2 separate regions of the Mus musculus genome follow, and region 2 is linked to region 1. The links are chromatin loops, found by intact Hi-C in ENCODE. Cell type or tissue: heart. All regions are shown on one strand.

The links. A loop is a pair of places that touch in the nucleus more often than their neighbours do. Peaks named below come from ENCODE experiments on the same cell type or tissue, not always from the same donor. Only the 100,000 strongest peaks of a DNase experiment are listed, where the experiment ranks them.
Region 2: a loop joins it to region 1, with 2.7 times the contacts of the local background. A loop is called at or near these places in 4 of 42 quality-filtered maps.

The regions. Positions count from the first base shown.
Region 1 is chrX:70,814,483-70,822,482 of GRCm38, forward strand. No RefSeq gene overlaps it. Among named protein-coding and RNA genes, the nearest start is that of Gm22785, 130 kb to the left of the region's middle. In heart, no CTCF peak of the experiment used is centred here; a DNase peak (open chromatin) is centred at 3,499.
Region 2 is chrX:70,898,728-70,906,727 of GRCm38, forward strand. No RefSeq gene overlaps it. Among named protein-coding and RNA genes, the nearest start is that of Gm38595, 120 kb to the right of the region's middle. In heart, no CTCF peak of the experiment used is centred here; no DNase peak of the experiment used is centred here.

The sequences.
Region 1 (8,000 bases):
CTCCCAATCTAAAAGTGAGCTGGGTTGACCAGGGTAAAGCCTGCCTGCTTTCGATCCCATGGCATCACACAGCTCAGGTCAATGAAGTAGACTCCTAACTTCCAGCTAGCAATCTCTGGCTTGGAACATAGAAAAGAAAATGTATTGGGAGAATGTGGATGAAAAAGAGGAATTTTGTTTTTGTTTTTGTTTTTGCTTTTGTTTTTTGTTTTGTTTTTATTTTTGTTTTCAAAGAGAGACACTGTCTTTTATTAGTATAAAGATCTGCTTCTCTATTCTGACTTGAACAGTAATTATTCACCCACAAGAGATTAGAGTTGTATCAAAAGGAAAGAGGAGGCAACATTCCAGATTAAATAAAAACACTTTCAGTTTACACACTAGGCTACTGGATTCAGGCATCAAACAGCAAGAGATCTTGCTGTTTAAGGTTTTAGGGGAAAGAACAGATTTATTTCCCCCCACTAGGTGACATTTTCATTTACAAATTGGTATATTTCCTCCTGTGAATATTTTGTTAACCCTTCTAAGAAGCACGGAAGCACCCACACTTTGGTCTTCTTTCTTCTTAGGCTTCATATGGTCTGTAAATTGAATCTTGGGTATTCTGAACTTTTGGGCTAATATCCACTTATCAGTGAGTACATACCATGTTTGTTCCTTTGTGACTGAGTCACCACACTTTAGATGGTATTTTCTAGTTTCATCCATTTGCCTGTGAATTTCATGAAGTCATTGTTTTTAATAGCTGAGTAGTATTCCATTGTGTAAATGTACCACATTTTCTGTATCCATTCTGAAAAAAAGGAAACTTTGCAGTGGGCTTTACAAGATAGAAATGCCATAGAAGGAAATGAAGATGGGTTAATGTAGATTTAGACAGATCTGTATAGAAATACAGAATACAGACTGTGTTATATATAGGCTAATGCTATGTATGAAACATTTCTGTGCCTCAGGTTCTTCACCTGACATGCCAAAGTAATATTCTTGTTCCTCTCTTCTCAGGCCTGACACAGAGACACCCCCCTGTCTAAATAAAAAGTTACTTTAAAAGCACTTAGTCCATACTTGGACATACTGGGCTGTTCCCATACATAAAGTATAGTTTAAAAACAGAAAGTAATTTCAAATTGTCAATAGGCTTGGAAAAGAAGCTGTTTGGGCTCAGGCAGAGCAGAGAGAAACAAACTACCACTAGGGAGTCTCAGATAGTCAAGAGAGAGTAAAGTACACCATAAGAGAGAAGGCTTGGCACAAAGTCTGAACAAAGATCTCCACAAAGGATTTGGAATATCACTTCTGACTCCAGACTGCAGCCTGTGGCTGCAGAGAGCCATAGATGGATTTGAGCAATGGAGCAACATTGTACAGGAACAAAACAGACAGTGGAAAACCAGGGGAGACAATGACTGGCTTATTCTGTATGGCTGCTTAGGAAGAAGCCCTGAGAATTTATGGCTCTGAAGAACTCCCAGGAAAGAGGTACCAAGTGGAGTTTGCTTTTGTGACAGCATGGTCAATTGAGGAGGGTGATGGCATAGCTGAGCTATTGACAGTAGAAAAGAGGCACTAGTAAGCTGCTTGCCCACCAGCTGTCAGCACCTACCAAGTACCAAGAGGAATTGCCCGAGGTGCTATTTTACTGAAGTGTTTCTTATTTGAGTTTTATGATCAAGTAAAGTGTTTGCAAGTATCCAATGCCAGAGGGAGGGTACCAGGAGTGTAGGACTTGTGCTGCTTTCCTGCTATATGCAGAATGCAGCCTAGTCTTTGATGTCTTTGATGGCAAATCTCCAAACACTGAGAAATATAGAGCCCCAATCCTCAGCACCCAGAGATAGGAAGAAGCAGAGATGTTGTGTCCCAGGGACAGTCAAGAGAGCAAAGAGCAAGCAAAGGCCCCAGTCCTTCCGCTAATCCTGCCCCACCACCCACCTCCCACATGGAACTCTCTGCTATTGCTTAACATCCAAGCCTATAGTCACTTAGTTTCTGGTTCCTGATGGCAAGCTGAGGGGCTTAATGTTGTAAACAAGTGGATTAATATGGGTTTGAATTCTTAGACAAGTGAGATTAGAGCTGCCTAGGGAGGAGACTGAAGAGGCCCTCACATGGGATTCCAGAGACTGCCTGTGCTTGTGGCTCTGTAGAAAACAGAGCATGAACCTAAAGTCCCTGAACTACATTCCCTTCCCTAAAAAGAGCATTTTAGAAATGAGAACTCTTCCCAGGAAATCCTGAAGGAAACCCTTCCAGGGAATTGTCTTTTACTGCTTCCTGTTGCCTGGGTGCAGGATCTTTGCAGGCCAGCGCTGGCTTCCAGAGCAAGGCTGTCAGAATTGCTATCCTCCGGAGGCTTGGCATGAGTGCTGAGATGGCACACGATCCTGGCCTTCAGTAGCAACATGTGCTTTTATGGATGGACTGGGAAAGCCAAGACTTTGGATAGGTTGCTGGGGAATGGGACTCACACACATCTAGAATGTTCTAATTGGTGCCAAGCTGTTTTGTGATTTTATTTTGTCTCATGATCAATTCATACAGCCAAAAATATAAAGAGCATGCCAGTTTCTAACATGACTACCACTTTACCCTAGTAACAAATATTGTCATTTAAAAAGTCTGATAAATAGCATGTTTTGGTATCTGTGCATGTTCTATAAGACATACCCAGAAGGCTTATTAAAAGGAGAGAGAAAGAAGATGCAAAGAACCTTGAGGTCAACATCTACAATTACAGGCTGCAGAAGATAAGCTTAAGAATAAATGGAATGCAGGCTGTGTCCTATGTACTTGCAAAATATTCCACCATGTACTCGAAGATAAAGCATGGGCAGTGGGCAAGAGCAAGGGACCAAGAACCAAACCCCTTAGCTGGGGTGCAAGCTAGAGCAAGTCTTTAAATCTCTCTGGACCATATTTTCCTCTTGTGCAGAGAGCAGCTCTTCTGAGGACTTAGTAAAACAATACGAGTGTGTTTAAAACTACCTAGCACATAACATGGTCTGTGAATATGTTCAACTAAAAAAAATTAATCAAAGTTCAATAAGAGTCTCCTGAGCTGGGCAGGGGAATCGTCAGCCTATTGGACAGATCGGAAAGCAGGCTTTGTGAGCTTTAGTTTATATACTTAGTCAGTGAGAAAGGCTTTGGACTTCATCCTTGCAGCCCTTTCCAGGAGACTAGCCATGGGAGGATGCATCCTGTTCAATTGCTCTCTTCACAGCTAGAAGGTTAATACAATTTTTGCTAGCCCAAGATGCAACAAGCAGGACATCTTTATCATATACTTTTCTAAAGATTGAAGTGGCTTATAAGAAATGCATTGATGAAAAGAATCTGCAGAAGTAAAACTTTAAAGAGAGAGGTCAGAAACATTTGGAGGAAGGAGAGAGAACATTTTGCTGGGACTTGAGGGTGAGATCATTGGGACCAAAATACATTTGGCTCTGAGATACTTGGCAGCCGACATACAGGAACAATGCAGGCAGACTTCAACCAGCATTGCCAATAGGAACATTTCTAGATAGGGATGGTGGAATGGTGGGGGTTGGGTTGTAAGGGCAGAAGAAAGGAACTTCCATGTATGTCCCAAGGCTCAACTCCAGAGAAACCATGGTCTATGTGGGCAGGTTAAAGATTTCTGAGATGGTTGGATCACACCAAATGCTGAGGTGTGATGCTTGGAGAGGCAGGCATGTGATAAGCCAAGTTCAGCAGGACTATGGAGGCCCTAGGAGGTAGAAAATACTCCTTTAAAAGATGTCTAGATCACAGTAGCATGGAGAGGGAACAGTTTCTGAGTTAGTTACAAAAGTGTGAAGAGCTGCATCCTATTCCATGAAGACAGATGTATAGAGGTAAAAGGCGCAGTGATTCTCTGCCCTTCCACATGCCTCTGCTGTTAGCTACCTACATAATGAGTGGGTCCCAAGTTTTATTTAGTTATGTCAGGGATAAAGACATAAAAGATGAGGAAAACCATGAAGTGCTGGGAGAAGAAAGATATACTGATAACTTAGAAAGGAGAAATTGTTTATCTTTTTAAAATAGTGCTTCATCAATACACACCTACACAAAGCATTATGTATTGAACTGTATTGCCTCAAAATTTAGGTGTTGAAGTCCTAATCCCCAATAACTCAAGTGACATTATTTGGAACAGGCAAATTGCAGATAAAAGTAGTTAATATTATGATATACTGGACTGGAATGACCAATGTATAAGGAGGGAAAACACTCCAGGAATAAAATGCTATATAACAACGAATGTAACAAAAAGATGCCATTGCAAGGCAGGAAATGGCAGAGAGTGCTGCCCTTGCCAAACAGAGAGGATTGTAAACAGGTACGGAATAGCTTCTACCTCTCAATACTCAGGAGCCAGCTTTATTGACGGCTTAGATTTCCACGATCCAAGACTATTATCCTGCTCATAGTACTTTGTTCTAGTAGCAGTCCCACAATACTATACATATATCATATTCTTCCCCCCTCTCCATAATCCTTTAGGTATAAATTGCTTTTTATGTAACTGTAATATAAAAGAGATAGATTCCTAGAGATCTATGGCACAGCAGGGGCTGTGTACATGTATGAATATTAGCTAGATTTAAATCAACTTCTCTGTATTTCATACCAACATAGAAGTACAGAATAAGGACAACTTTCTTCCTTTATGTGGTATTCTGTTGATTTCTTCAACAGCCACAGTATTGCTTAACTATCCATCAACACAGAGTGGTTGATCTCATTCTCTAGAGATCACAGATGAAGAAACCACGATGCCATCAAGTAAGATGTTTTGGCAATTAGGTGTGATGTTTTGGTCAAGGCTGTATGAATAGGAAGTAACAGCATACGCAGTCTCCACTGTGCTAGTATGTGCCCGTGTGTGACTATGCCTAGGCTTGTGTGTACTGCAGAGGCAAATGTACTTGCTAGAAGAATAAATGGCTAAGTCTTGAGGCAAAAGTCTTGTTCACTTCCCAGCACTTCCTCCACGTCTTCCCAGGCTTCCCATTCACGACTATTTCTCCTACATTGGCTCATTGGGACTCTGTCTTTCCACAGACTTCAATCATCTTCCTACCTTAATCCTGGACAATCGTCTTTCCCACTGGAGCAGCCAACAATAGGTATCAAAGGTCCTTAATGTTTTTTTCCATTTGATTTGCACCTTGATGACATCTAAGAAGAGAAGTGAAATGCATGTATTTGTGGTATTTTACCACTGAAGCAAAATTCATCATCACTGGTATAGTTGAGGTTTGGATTGAGACTCAAATTTCAGACTCCAAGTTTAAGGTTATTTTTATAACAATGGATTTTGACTATTAAGCACTTACCATAAAGCAGTCACTGTCTTTGGTGCGTAGAGGACACAGTATCATTGAATCTGTCTACTTTACAAATGTAGAGACAAAAACTGAGATGAAGGAAGTAATCTGCCTAAAGCGGCAAGGCATAGAAGTTGTAAAACTAGGATGTGATTGTAGGTCTGGTCAAGTCTATACCTGGCATACAGCACATGCACCCAGAGCTGTCTTGCCTGGATCTCTTCCAGAGATGAAGACTTCAAAAAGTGTCCAGCATGAAAGGTTGGTCCTCAGATCCCAGTGGATTTATTTTAATGAATGGCTTCAAATGCCCATCAACCAACTAGTAGATCAGTAGATCAGTAAAACATCAAGATCTTGGCTCAGGGCTGAGGTTCCAACACATGTTTCTAGATCATCTCATTCCTTCCTCCTAGCTCCTGAAATCTGTGAGCCATCTCTACAAAATTCTGGTAAATGGCAACCATGCAGGAATCCTCTAGTGACATTTACAACTTCATCTTAACTGCTCTAGAGCCCAGCTCTCACCAATATTATCCTATTGCCCCATGTCAATGACATGTCAGTGAGAGGAACCTTTGAAAGCAAATCATTCCAAGAAGCTTTCTGGACTTAACATGAGAGTCCATGGAAACAGTAGCCATTATCCCCTGGAATATCTTCCTCTGTTCACCCTGGAGCCAGTGGCTATGGCCTATGCAGTGCTCTTCCTGCTGGAGTTGATAATGCAGCTCACCTTCCTTCATCACAAGTGCTTGGCCCCTAAAGCTAGCTCAGGAGAAGAAGAAAAATCTTCCTAGAGAGAAATAAATTATTTCCTCTAAGAATTCTAAGCTCTAGAGATTTGCAAGGGAAAAGCACAGATGCTAAACTAACATGCTGGGGATGAAGGCAGGTGCCAGGCTAAATAAAGAAATGTGAGCACATACACAGAGAACACGCGCCTTTATTTCCACAGAGAGACACAAATGTATATTAATGAGGATTTTGAATGCCAAGAAATCAAATAATGACATAAACATCACACTCAGCCCTAAAGCAGCAGAACTGGTTATAGTCATGCACTACGGAAAGGGCAAAGCATGAATTTGGGACATTCTTCACAGAAGGGACTGCTCTACTTAGAGTACTAAAGCTTGATACCATGGGTCAGAGCCACTCTTGGGCTCAGCCAATGATACAAGAGTGAAGCTCTGGGAAGCTGTTGCAGGTCTCAAAGGCAAAAGGGCAAAAATGGGCTAAGTTTCATGTTCTAGATTGAAAACTCTACATGAGATCTGAGGCAAATATATTTCCTGTTTCTAAGAAGCACACACTCCTTTAGATACAGTGAGGGTTGAGGTAGAGAGAGGCTAGCAAGGAGACAACCTAAAGATGGCAGCCTCTTCTCACGCTCTTTATAACACAAGGAAGGGATAGTTCATGTACAGCTCGTGAGGGCTTGCCTTTGTCAGCTCCATTCTAGGCCTATGCCCAGCACCTCTCTGCTGGCCAAATATGAGAGATAGCTAACTCAGTGCCAAAATCAAGTCCTATTTTGGTCCTATGGTGGTTAAGTATCTTTTCAGGTACCCAGATTTGAAGAAACTCAAAGTACCATATATTCATTTCCCCAGCTGTTCTTTGATCCCAAGGAGCATTTTTTCACAACTCAAACTCAGGCAGTTAGTTTTTGGATCAGTGTCAATGATGAAGAAACACATGGCCAGCAGAAAATCTACCACATTATTCCATTTTGGGGAGCTATAATGCTAGTGGGGCCAGAGGAAATAGGTGTTGTTGATGGACAAACTATAAAGTCTAAGACTTAGTGGTACAACAAAGATGTTACAACAAAAATTCTAAATTGTGATTTTGTTTGTGCATCTACATATATGAACATTGACTCTGATTCTTATAGTTATAATCTATGGCATTATTCTTCCTATCTCCTTTTCCTGCTTAAGTTTTTCAGAGCTAACTTCTATTGTGTATGGCCAAGAATCCTGACACAACCTGTAAATTTATGTTAAAATCCTAGAACATATTCTTCTAGTGTCTCCATAGTCCTGTCACCCTTTGAAGTCCAATACAAATCTCCCATCTTCTAAAAAGCACAGCCTAAGTATTCCATTTATTCTAACAAGACTCTTTAGTGTTGAGCCAGGCATCCAGCTGAGTACTGAGGATGTGACAACAAATTGCCCTCTGTTCACTTTGCAAAAATGTTTCTATTATTATAAAAATGATTAATAATCAGGACAGGTATTAAATATGAATCCATGCCATATGTCTGAACCATGATGGAGAACTTAGAGATGAAATGTTAAGATTACTGACTTTGATAATAGAGGACAAGCCATCACATCAAAAGAGATAAACATTCTAGTCAATGCATTAAAATGCTTGCAAAGCATTAAAGATTTATAAAGTTAACAATTATTATTGTGGCAAGATATCAGAAAGGTGAACATCATATCTAGTGATATTTTGATGTGAAGAAATAAAAATATAATTGTGTAAAATTTTTATGAAAAATTCAATAATTAAAGTAATGGACTAACAAGATGGGTATAATAGCAGATAATACACCACAGAAGGAAGAATTAATGAACTGGAATATATGTCAGTGGAAAATAGCCAGATTGTGCACTGAGACACAAGTGTAGAAAAGACTGT
Region 2 (8,000 bases), 84 kb after region 1:
TCTGCCCTTACCTAAATGTCATCTGTCCCTTGACAGGAGCTGTAGATCCTGCTTGGACTTCCATAGACACTCAATCTAGGACAGTGGGGAAAATGGCTGGAGTGTGTGCTATATCTCTTCAGTGGGTCCTGCTATGCCAAGGATACAAGCATTTTAATGCTATGGCATAGCAAGGTTGTCACTAGAGTCATGCTGCATTCCATCAAAATCCCTGTGTTCATCCAAGTCAGGCCAGAGGCCTGCCTATGCCTAATGATTCATCTCTCATACAGTGGCCCAATGTTACAGGTTGCTGAGTGAGTCACAGGCCTATTTCTATCTAGAAGAAGTGCCCTCCTTGGGATGACTCAGAGCAAAGCCTTGTTCTGTGTCTTCTGCTAAGCTGCAGGGAACGAAGAGCCTGCCATGGCTCCTTATGAACCCAGTGGGAAAGTTCTGTCAGCTTCCATCCAAGCCAGCCTGAGACCAGGGCAGTTGCTTCTGAGCTGCATCCTGTACCCTTGGAAACCATGCACTAGAGAGACACCATTTCTCTAGGAGAACTTCGAGTGACCCATGGCAAGCCTACAGAATTACCAGGAGGAAATGTCTCACCTGGCTTGGCACTGAGCTTGCTACTTCTGAGGGTCTTGGATAAGCTGCTGGGTCCTCCCTGGCCCACTGGCATCTTGGAAGGCCCTGACCAGATGCCTGGCCCAGGGTTCAGGTCCCTGGTTTGCCCTGCCTTGCATGTATCTTTGGGCATATCTCTTCCTTCTGTGGTCAGAGCCGTCCTACCTTTTAGCAGCTTGGGCTTGCAGTCTGCCTTATCTGAGAAGTATTACCTATCCCTCCTATGTTCTTGGGAATGGACCAACCTGAGCCCAAAGCATTGTAAGACATTGTGTGTAAGACAGCACAAGTCATCTCTGACTGCATGGGAAAGGAAACACAGCCACCCAGAGACTGACAGGGGCAGGCTCCACCTTGGGACCCAGACCCTCCACTACACTTCAGTTTCAGAATATGCTACCTCATAAGGTAAATGATAAAGGAAACTCATGCTCCCCACACCAGGGGAATACTAATCTGGGCAAGCTTTGGCGTCTGAGGGAAACCAAAACCTCTCATAGACAGATCTATCTAAGCTCCTGGCACCATGGCTTTGTCTCTGGGCAGACAACATACTCTGCTTGGGTGGTAGCAGCTTGTTCTCTGCCTCTTGTTCATTTTATTTTTAGACCCACTTGGCCAGCCTCTCTCTCAGCCTTTGCAGAATGAGAGCGTGCCCAGGGAAAGTGGTGGGCACATTAGTGAGGCGGGAAGGCAGACGGGCACACTGAGGGGCTGTGAGGACAGCTGATAAATTGTTTGCTTAGCTTCATCTATTTATTAGTGTGGTTAGAAACTGCTATTTATGTTTTAACCCTCCAGGGAGAGTCGTGAATCTTTGGATAAAAAGAGTTGGTGTATTTCCAGCCAGGAAAGTAAGAACTAATCAGCATTTGGAGATCTCGCCAGGACTGCCATGGGCAGGAGCCTCCCCCACCCCTAAGGCTGAGATGCTCTGAGCTTGGCTGCCAGGAAAGTTTGGCGTCATCCTGTACACACTCTCTCAGTTCGCAAGGTCTCACTTGGTGTGCTCAGATGGCAATTGGGGTTGTTCTTGTGAGAATCCATAGAAGCAAAGAGTAGGGGGTGTCATGAGAAAGGAGGCTAGCAAATCATAAGAGGGTTTCACACCTGGGAAAATGGGCAATCTTTCTCCTTCCCGAGCAGCTGTGTAAAACAGGAAGTGGCCAGACTGTAGTGAGAGCCAGCACCAGGGTTCCTCCCCCTGCACAGGGAGGCTAGAGCCCTGTGAGTGAACCGGGCTGCAGCCCTCCTCATTTTAGGCTAGGATCTCACTTGCGCAGACCACCTTTGTCATGGCACTTGTATGTTTCCTCATGCTCCCTCCTTCTTCTTGCCTTCACCTGCCCTCCAGGAGTTAAGGACCTGGAGTGAACCAGAGGATCTAACAGAAAGGAAAATGTTCTAAAGGGACACACATGTCTCTCTATCTGACAGACTATTGAAACCATGAACCCCAAATATATTGGGAGTGACTTCTCAAGAAACTCATGGTGGGAATGGGGCCCAGTCATAAGGACTTGTCTCCCTGAAAGAGAGTTGACACTATTGTAACAACTTGCCAGAACAACTTATAGGAAGAGACTGAAGCCAAGATAAAGATGAGTAGTAGTCTCACCAATAGTAGGTGAGACTATGCCTTGACCAGGGCTGCTTAGAGGTGCATGTCCCTCTATTTAAACTAATCTCACTTCAGGATGAGCTTGGTTCCCTGGACTTCTTTGTCCTTTCTTCCTAATGTGGCCACATTGAACAAATCTCCTTTTCCTCTCACACTGTTGATGCTTTTAATTGACTTATTAGGGATGAGAATCAGAATATGGCTTGGGGCACAGATTGTGACTCCAAATTCAATTACACCTTTGAGGAAAAAACTATTTCAACAAGTAGCTATACTGAGCTTACCACTATCATCTCAAAAAAAGTCCACGGGAACAAAATAGCATCATTTCCAGAAGAAGAAAATTCCTAACGTTAAGACATTCTCATTGTTTGCACCTTACATGTCTTTGTATTTAGTCTGTGATGGAGATGTTTGGGAACACTTATCAATAAGCTAGTAATCTCTTCTAGCCTGCTTGTGATTTTAGGAGCATGGATTCCCATCTCTGCGGTTTTCTGCTAGAATACTAAAGTTTAAGGACACATGTAGACACAACTGAGTTCAGGAGCAGGACTAGCTTGCAGTCATCTCAGAGCTGGATCAAAACAACCCAACTCTGGCAACTATCCTAAGAGATGGTTTTGCATTGCAAATGGAACGAAGCAATATGCCTTTTGGTTCCTGTAAGGGGCGGGGGGGGGGGGGGGGCGGGTCTCTGGTGTCTAAGGACCCTAATGGTCCCTTTGCCCTGCATTTACAGCCTCAAGCCTGCTGTCTATTCCTTTAAAGTAGCTTAGATAGAAGGCATCAGCAGCAGCCATGGTCTGCTCTGTTAGGCATCGAATTAGTGTTCAGGGTTAGCTCAATTCACAGCCCAAGCTCATAGTTTGGGCTAAATTTATGTATGTCATAATGTAAAAACAAACATATGCCTTTGATAGGTCTGATTCATGCTTAGAGTAAGATTGTGGCTTGTGTCTTAATTATTTTTTAATAGCTTCATCGCAGAAAATCAAAGCCTGCTGAGTTTTATATTATGCTCTGCAACTTATTTTCTTGGTTCTGCTTTTTCTGTTTTTCCCCTTAGCCTAAAACTTCTAATTAATCCATGTAATATGGATTCTTTCTGTTTAAACCTTTCATGCTCATAAAATAAACTGAACTTAAACACAGCTAATTTATTTAGAACCTATTTGTTTACTCGTTTTACCAGCTGCATCAGCAAATATATGTTCAAAACAAGAAAGTGAATGAAATTCCAACAACTGGGATGTTAAAGGCATGTGATATCCTCCCACCCCTTGCCCTTGCCCTGAAATGACACTATTCCCAGAAAGAGCTTTAGGTAGACTGCCACCAGGGGCCAACCTTCCTCCTTTGTTTGCCCTTCAATTCTCATAGCCTTTATGGAATAGGGGCTTCTTGAGAAAGTTCCCCAACTAGACCAAGTATTAGGGATCACAGTGCCTGCTGAGCACCAACCTCACTCTCTCATTAACAATGCTTTCCACAGTGTCCATTTCATCATCTCCTGTACTAGTATTGTATTGCTGCCTTTCTTTATAGCACTCTAGTTTTGACTGCCTAGGAGACTTGTTCATAGCCTCTCTACAGCTCCATGAAGAAGTCAGAAGGTCCTAACTCTAGATCCTTTTGGAGCCCCCCAAAAAATCCCCCAGACCTAAGCACCTTCCAGGCCAGGGTGCTACAGTGGAGCCAAATCAAGCTTCTCTTGATCTAGGTACATCTCAGCGGGGTAACCTCACAAGCACCCCCCTCCCTCTTAAGCCCGGCTCTGACTGTTCTCATGCCCTGCCTGTTAGCTCCAGATAAAATCTCAAGAATTAAAGAAGCAGTTGAGGTGAGCAAAAAGGGAAGTCTTGGCAGGTTATTGAAGGTAAGTAGTTCAAGCCATTCCTCTTCAGCCCCTTTGGTCTCAAGTGCACCAGCAGCTCTCCAAAGCCTGTCTTTAATCCCTTTCTGGAACTGGCATCTGCAGTCAAGGAGTGAGCTATTTACAAAATACTAACTCAAGACAAAGATACCCTGCAGAGACTGTGAAAGAGGACCTCCCGGGAAGGGGTGTCTTTCCCTAGACTATTCCTTCTACTTAGGAAATTAGGAATTTGCCTTGTCACAAAGGGCATAAAAATGAGCAGAGTCATCTTGGGTGTTTCTAGCAGGCTAGACTTTTCTTTTTTTTTCCATTTTTTATTAGGTATTTAGCTCATTTACATTTCCAATGCTATACCAAAAGTCCCCCATACACACCCACCCCCACTCCCCTACCCACCCACCCCCCCTTTTTGGCCCTGGCGTTCCCCTGTACTAGGGCATATACAGTTTGCATATCCAGTGGGCCTCTCTTTCCAGAGATGGCCGACTAGGCCATCTTTTGATACATATGCAGCTAGAGTCAAGAACTCTGGGGTACTGGTTAGTTCATATTGTTGTTCCACCTACAGGGTTGCAGATCCCTTTAGCTCCTTGGGTGCTTTCTCTAGCTCCTCCATTGGGGGCCCTGTGATCCATCCATTGACTGTGAAAATCCACTTCTGTAGACTTTTCTTAAACCCATGCAGGTAAGTGTCTGTGAGATGGCCGTTAGTCACTGGCGGTGTGTAAATCACTTCACCTTGCTAAAAGGGCCTGCTCAGGATTAAAGGGGTCTGATGGATTAGAAGCTGCATAGGACAGGAAAGCCTTTTCTTGTGACTTTTCCATTTTGAGTTAGAGACAGGATATGACAGAAAGGACAAACCACAGAACCAGGCTTCACTTATTCATTGCCAACACAAATCATTTTGCAGATTTCTAAGTAACTGCTGGCAGCATTACTTTTATTTGTCACATATAATGAACACAAATAGATACTTGATTTGAGTTCAGCACCAAGCATATGAACCTTGAATTTTAAAAAATGTACTTGCACATGAGGATTCAGGCATAACCTCCAGCAATGTCTCCATTCATCCTTTCAATGAAGCAAGACCCCAAATCTTCCAGAATTTGTGATAGAAACTGCGGTTATAATGTTGAATAAAAATGACATGGTTGCTGACTTCAGAGAGTGCATGACTGACTGGGGAAGGTAGATTAGAAAGCTCCAGTGGCCTTGGAGAAAATCATTATCACTCTGTTGCAGTCAAGGTTGAGCATGCCATGTTCCCTTCTAAGGCTTGTGGAGAAAATATCTCCTTGTAGCCTCTATCTTTCTGGCAACCCCTGGCTTTATTACTTTGTAGCAATGTCACAGCAGTCCTTGCTTTTATCTTTATATGGCTTCTCCATAGTTCCTCTTCTTTATGTGTCTGGGATTTTTGTTTGTTTGTTTGTTTTTTTAAGATCGCTTATCATTGGATTAGGGCCCACTGAAACAAATCCAGGCTAATCCCTTCTTAAGATCCTTATCTTCTACTTTTTTCCTACTCCAGATGCTAGAGCAGAAGGATTGAAAGTTCAAGAACGCCTAGGGACCTTACAGGACTCAAGTGAACTTACTATTACAATTTTTCTAAATGGATATAATACCAAATTCTTTCTAAATATTTCTCTCTCTCTCTCTCTCTCTCTCTCTCTCTCTCTCTCTCTCTCTCTCCAACACATAGATATTATAGCACATAGTCCTTAACAGAGAAATTTCCTTGTGGAAGGTAGTTGACACAGAAATTCCTTGGGACCCAAGTACAGAGGACGCATGTCTGTGGAGGACTCAGGGGCAAATTAGTGAGAACCTAGCAACTGTGGCTACTAGCATGGGACCTGCACAGGATCCAAAAGATCAAGCCAGTCAATGTCTAACATGAACTTCCACCCCTACCTGATGAGTTATGGACAGATAATGGCTCCTTGGAATATGACACCTCACATTCAGGAAGGTATATAGTAGGTTTTTGTGCAACAAGATTAAAGATGATCTGTGAATTTTATTGCTTCTGCGTTTTCTAGTTGAAGAGTGAAGAGGGAACCACCAGTAATAAAATAAGTTGAAAGACAAGTTCAGAATCACCCAGAATGATAGATGCCATTCAAAGGTCTGACTTCTGCATTGGCTTCTCTAACTGCACCATTTTCTGCATCTGCTGTCTCTAGCTAAGGGTCACCCCCTTGCCTACAGCTGTGAATGCTTGCTGGTATCTTGGCACAGAAAGTCAGGTTTAGCATGATACCCCAGGTGAATCAGAGTAGACTTTGTAGATCCCCACAAAGTCTTCTTGATTCTTACTTATTTGCCAAGCATACTGTACTCTATTCTATTCCCTTGAATTTCTAGGAAAACAAGAATGATATTTTTCATCTATACCCTAAGGTAGAGTTTATATCTCAAGGTTCAATCTTTAGGGGCTCTAATAGTATCCCTAAAGTCTGTCTCTGGAGCCTCCCAAACTTAGGAAATACTAAATTATGGGTAGCCATCCCACCTTGCTCGTTTAGAAGCTTGAGATTTTTCCAATTTCTTCTTTATTCCTAGGGGTCTTCATAGCTGCCCCCACCAGGGCCACAATGGTGTGAGAAGAAGGCAGATCGTAAGCTGTGCTATCACCATGTGCCATCATCATCCCAGGTCTGCCTGTTATTATCTTGGGTCCTGCTTTGAGCCTCAGTTTCCAGTGAACTCATTTATCCACTTAATACAAGGAAAGAAAGTACTCATTATAGAGCACCTACTATGTGCAGCAGTGAACTAGAAAGGGAGTCATTGGTTTTTAAAAAAGCATTCCATGCTGTTGTTCTAGTCCATTTTCTAGTGGTATAACAATATCCTTGACAGGAAATATATAAGGAATATAAATTAAGAGGCTCTCTTCCTCTTATAAGGCCACTATAACCATTATAGGGACCCTAACCTTATGACCTTATCTAATCCTAAATATTTTCTAAATTTCCTCCTCCAAATATTGTCCACATATGAATTAGACAATTAACGTTCTAACACATGAACATTTAAACCCCAACAGAAGTCCTAGCTAAGTGAACAAGCTCAACAGACATGGATGCAATGTACAGTGTTGGTGTTGTGCCTTGTGCTCTCGTGTGACTGCCAACCTTCTAACTGAACCACCTGTATTACCAGGAATTCTAAGAGCATATCAGAGGGCTAGGGAGTAGTGAATTCTTGATTTGATACAATTTTTCCTGTAGAAATTTCCATATTTTAATAAAAAGAATAACAATAAAACAATAACAATTGTAAAAGTGTACGGTATATTTGGCTTTTTGTAATCTAAGATAACCAGCTGCTTCAAATGAAGAAACAGGACTTGAATACAGAGTCCAACCTACATATCACATAAAGTCGTCAAAGTCCAGCTTGTAGACAGCTCAATTACTGTGTGTCCTAAAGTTTAATGCAATGTGATTAATAAGATGCACAAGACTTAATGGTAGTTAAAAAAAAAAAAAACAGGATGAAAGGAAGCAGCCCATCACTGACAGTGATGTATGCAGCAGTTTATAAAGGCATTTGGTTCTAAAACTTCTTGTTCTGAAGCCCAGCCCATGGCCAACAAAGACCCTTACAGGAACTGTTCTTTGCCCTTGTTTGTTTATGTTTTATAGTGCTTTTATAGTAACACATATTGTCTTTTGTGGCTGCCATAAGAAATAGTCATAAATTAAGTGGTTAAAACACCATCTGTGGCGTGGCAGTGGTGGTTGTTGCACACTTTTAATCCCAGTATTCAGGAGGCAGAGGCAGGTAGATCTCTGAGTATGAGAAAAGCCTGGTCCACAGACTGAGTTTCAAGATAGCCAGGGCTACACAGAGAAACCCTGTCTAGAAAAC